2 separate regions of the Homo sapiens genome follow, and region 2 is linked to region 1. The links are chromatin loops, found by intact Hi-C in ENCODE. Cell type or tissue: endothelial cell of umbilical vein. All regions are shown on one strand.

Region 1 (2,500 bases):
CGCTCCCAGTAGCTGGGACCACAGACACACCACCATGCCTGGCAAATTTTGTATTCTTTTATAGAAATGGGGTCTTGCTGTGTCATGCATGCTGGTCTCAAACCCCTGATCTCAAGCAATCCTCCTGCCTCAGCCTCCCAAAGTGGCAGGTATGGGCCACCATGCCCGGTCCTTTTTACTTTCTTATTTTTTTCTTGAGACAAAGTATCACTCTGTCGCCCAGGCTGGAATGCAGTGGCGCAATCTCAGCTCACTGCAACCTCCGCCTCCCAGGCTCAATCAATTCTCCTGTCTCAGCCTCCCAAGTAGCTAGACTACAGCCGCTTGCCACCACACCAGGATAACGTTTTATATTTTTTTAGTAGAGACAGGGTTTCTTTTTACCATGTTGGCCAGGGTGGTCCCAAACTCCTGACCTCAAGTGATCCACCTGCCTTGGCCTCCCAAAGTGCTGGGATTACAGGTGTGAACCACCATGTCCGGCCCTTTTTACTCTTTAAAAACTATGAGTCAGTCATGCCAAATTGCATATTCAAAATATATTGATATTTTCTAGTGGTATCTATTTAATTCCAGATGAAGCATTTTAAAGGTTTCTTTTGTAAGCACAAAAAAGTTTGGGTGAGTAGGTTATAAAAGGTACAAAAAGCAAAATGGGCTAATAAGTCCTTTGAAATAGCTTATAAAATTCAACAATATTAAAATAACTTCTCTGGAATGGGAAAACAACACTTTATACTTATTCCCACAGTTCTAGATGAAATATAACACTCCACATATCTATTTCTCCAATATAAATTCAATCATTAAAACACTACAGTATAAGATTTCCAATTTAAAGGTAGTGTTTAGAATGCAGGAACCTGGTTCCTACTCAGATTCCCTCAATTAAAGAAAAATACCCAAATGTTTATTATTTCATTGTTATTTGGCTATAGTAATTACTTCTATGATATGTACATAATCCAAATATATATAACAAATGGTGCTTGCTATAAAATCTCTTACATTTTAATACTTACTCTTAATAAATCATCTATTCTTCCCTCCTTCTTCTCTAAGTCAGAATTCTTACTGTTTTCTAGTGCAGATATTTTTTCTATTGTGAGGTCGGACTACAGAGACAAAGGTAAAACAAATTTAGGATTAGTCTCAACATGTTATATGTCATCACACTCTTCTCATTACCTTTCTCGGGGGGGTGGGAAAAAGCACTTGCTCACACAAATGGCCTAGAATCACATGGCTTAAGAAATGAAATCTGCTTGTCTCATCTCATTCTTCAAGTCCTCTGCTGGGTTCCTTATGTCCCACTACACCTACACTTCAAACACATGTTAATTCTGGAATCAAATGTATGAATTCTCACTACTGTGCACTGAACAATGTAGAAACACGTTACTCCAGAAATGAAACTAACTTTGAATAGAAAAGGATCTCACAGGAGACTTGACACACAACTCTCTAAGGAACAAATGCGCCATCTGGTGGAAACAGAGAGCAATCAGAAGGGAAGAGAAGAAGCTACCTGAGTGCTCAACTATCTAACTGAACTGTACAAGAGCTGGTGATTTAGATAAAATTCAAATGTGCTCCAGGGAGTTGTATACCTCTTGAGATTTAAGAAATTCTCCTAGATTGCCAACGATCCTGTCTTGAAGGTAATATATATAGTATCAAAAGAGCCTTCAAGAAAACCCAGTATACTCAAAACTACAAAATGGAAGCTATAGCCACCATCCTTTGCAGATACAATCCTCAAATGTTCAGAACACTACCTAAATTAAAGAGTTTCTGAACACAATTTAAGGAGTAAACCATGTTGGTATCTCACATCTGAGAGAAGTTTAGCCAGGTATAAATAAGTAAGCAGGAAAAGGAATACATTAACTACTTTCATAAATTAGAGAATTAACATTTATTGAAAGCCTACTACAAGTACACTACTAATAAACATTTTGTATACACTGTCTGAGATCATGAGAATCAACCATATTTTCACAGATGATTTGTACTAAGAAAAACTGAGGCCCAGGCCAGAATCTGAACTTAGAGGCCTTCAAAGCGTAGGTACTTTTCTTCTGTGGAATACTGTAGGGAAAAAAAAAAAAAAAAGGTGTGCAGTTTCCTTAACACCATGCTTTAGCATAAGCATTTCTGCTACAATACACCGGAAGAGTAAAGAAAAGCCTCAAAAAGTTAAAGCACCTTCCAAAGGACTTTAAATACCCATAATGCAAGTTATGAATATAATACACACAAATAATGAGGTGGTCAGAGAAATACAGAGAAGTCAGAGAAGAATGACAGACTACACAGGTTAGCCCTTATTCCTACACAGCAGGTATGCCCCTCAATTGATTATCGATCACCAACCTACCTGGGTCTGTCTGTGCTGGATGGAGATCTGTTTTTGGGAGCTGCAGGAATGCTCTGTGTTGCCAGATCCCGTAGATGAGGGACTGTTTTGCTGAGCCTACAATAAAGGTGCATTACCAAT
Region 2 (2,500 bases), 140 kb before region 1:
CAAACCACCGTCTTGTTGTGCCTGAATTATTACAAGAGCTTCCGCACCAGCCTTCCTGCTTTCACTCCCCCGTTTCCCATCCATTGTCTATTTCTCAACTCCTAGCCAGAATGATCTTGTTAAAAGGTCAGCCTGATTAGCCATTCCCATTGACTTCCCACTATCCTGAAAATAATGCTACATTCTACCACTGCCTTCAGGGCCTTGGACAATCTGGCCCTGCCTGACTCATCTCAGCCTCAGCCCACCTCGCCTCCCTGCTGGTCCCCTAAAGCACCAGGGATGCCCCCCTAGCCCTGGCCCAGATATTTGCATTGCTCACTCCGCCACCTCCTTCAGGCTGCAGTCAATCTCACTCCCTCTAGTGAGACCCTCCCCAGACACACAGGCCACATTAGCAGCTTCCCCCTGCCTCGCCCGATTGGCGTTGGTTAACCTTCCTTTGTTGGCATCTCCAGCTCAAATACCGGCTGAATGAACAAGCAGGTGAGTAAAGGTCCTGCCGTCCATTCTGCCTTCTGTGGTTTCAGAGCCCAGGCTCCCTAAGGACACATGTGAACTTTCAGGCTGTTAGAGGGCAGGTATGATGGCTGCCTTGGAAGGACGGTGATGTGGAGCCCCCACCCAGGGCCGGCCTGGACACATCAAGTGCTCCCCTGGAGCCGCAGCCCAGAAACGGCAGTAACGCCTAGCGCTTGCAGAGCCCAGAGGCACTGTTCTAAGTGCTCTGCACAGATGAGCTCCCTTGATCCTCACATATCCTTAAAACAACCCTAGGAGGTGGGTCCGGTTCTCCCCACTGTGCACATGTTGAGAGGTGTGCTAAGTTGCCCAAGCTTGCACGGCTGGCTGCTCAGCAGCAGATGGCCTGGCTCCTGAGTTCTCACCCACATTCAAGCCCCCAGGAACAGAGAGAGGGAGGCGCAGGCCCAGAGGGGTGAGCTCCTAAAGATCGGGGGTGAGAGTGTCCCCTAGAGGCCCAGAGACAGACGCAAAATGGCCAGCTGCAGAAAACACCTGTGGTGCAAGCTCCAAAACAACAGTTATCTCCGAAGGGACAGACGTGAAGAAGCAGGCTCACCACAGGACAAGGCAGAACCTTCTCTTTCAAGCCTCTTAAAGGTGTTTTATTTGTTTGCTTTTCTTTTTTCCTTTTTTTTTAAAAACAATAATGGCACATTTAAAAAATCAACTACAGAGAAAGGGCCATGTCTTCGAGTCCATGTTCACATTGTCCCACGCTGTCGCACCAGGATGGGCCGCATACTTTGTCCTGGCTGGGACTGTGGCCTCTTGGAAGGGTACTGGGCCACTCCAGGGCTCGGGTGCTGCTCCTCCTGGATCCACTAGAGGGTGAACTCTGGGCCCTCCCAGACTCCTGCTCCTCTGGGGCCCCCAGGACTCTGGCAACCCTTCCCCTTGCTCCAAACCAGAGCCAGGAGCTGGAGATGTTAGGGAACTTATTTTGGTCCCCACAGGGGACTCTTCCAGGGGCAGAGCCCTCCCCCGCCCGGCAGGAGATGACATCCCAGCCCGGCCCAGCTCCCACCCTGGGAGGTTGGGGTGTCTCTCCCCAGTCTTATCTCCAGCCCAGCAGACACCACACCCGTGCCCTGGTTCTCAGGCCCAACCCACCTAGGCCCCTCCTGCCACGCCCCACAGCCACCCCAGCAGGCACAGGAGTGATGGATGCTCAGCCCCCTCAGCTGACCCTCATCAGGAACAAGAGGGCTCCCCAATCCCCAGGGCCCGGCTCAGAAGGAAGGGGTGGGAGAGAAGGGGCGAGAGGGAGCAGGGTGAGGGGCACAGAGCTGAGGCTGCCAGGTGGGAAGAGAGACACAACAGATCTGCCCGAGGGGACAGGGGAGGCTCCTCGGGCTCTGCAAAGAAGGGGGTCCTGGGGCGCGGATCAACAGGCCTGGGCCGGGGGCTCTGGGGAGAAAGAGGCTCTCGTTCCCCCTCCCATCCTACCTCTGGTTCCTGTGGGGGCACAGGACCAGGTGACAAGACCTCAGGCCCCCCCAGAAAGGGAAACGCCACGCTGCACTCAGCTGGGTCTCAGCCCAGCCCTTGTGGGAGGGTGGCACCCCACCAGCCCAGGCTCTGCCCAGCTCCGGCTCCCAACAGCGACTCCCAAGGGCACCCTTCCATAGGCCAACTGGACAGGCAGCTGGTGGGGGGCCAGACTGACCCAGGGCCCCAGCTCCCCAGCTCCTCCCGCCCTGGCCCTGCCCACGCGCCTGGCTCTATTCTTGTTGCTCATTCATTTCCATGTCTGACACCAGGATGTTCTTCTCAGTGGCCTCGGTGGGGCTGGAGCTGCTGCGGCTGTAGCGGGCACCCTCAAAGGCCCCGCGCTCGATGCTCTGGCGCCTCCGGTAAAGGATGAGGGCTGCGGTCAGCAAGGCCAGGAGCAGCAGCACCGCCATCAGCACCACCACCAGGGCCGCTGGGTTCTCTGGAAGCGCTGCCAAGGCGAGTGGGCGTGAAAGGCCAAGTG

What was found. Peaks named below come from ENCODE experiments on the same cell type or tissue, not always from the same donor. Only the 100,000 strongest peaks of a DNase experiment are listed, where the experiment ranks them.
Region 2: it touches region 1 in a loop (10-fold over the local background); 2 of 110 quality-filtered maps call a loop at or near these places.

What each region holds. Positions count from the first base shown.
Region 1 is chr17:62,552,278-62,554,777 of GRCh38, reverse strand. It overlaps TLK2 (tousled like kinase 2), which reads right to left. Exons shown (of 22, transcript NM_006852.6): 8 at 2,381-2,476; 9 at 1,023-1,115. Among named protein-coding and RNA genes, the nearest start is that of MRC2, 74 kb to the left of the region's middle. In endothelial cell of umbilical vein, a CTCF peak has its summit at 1,554; a DNase peak (open chromatin) is centred at 1,277.
Region 2 is chr17:62,692,198-62,694,697 of GRCh38, reverse strand. It overlaps MRC2 (mannose receptor C-type 2), which reads right to left. Exons shown (of 30, transcript NM_006039.5): 30 at 1,101-2,467. The coding sequence ends at 2,247. Among named protein-coding and RNA genes, the nearest start is that of MARCHF10-AS1, 13 kb to the left of the region's middle. RefSeq lists enhancers at 1,435-2,096, 2,097-2,500. In endothelial cell of umbilical vein, a CTCF peak has its summit at 1,354 (motif pointing right); a DNase peak (open chromatin) is centred at 137; H3K27ac peaks cover 677 bases.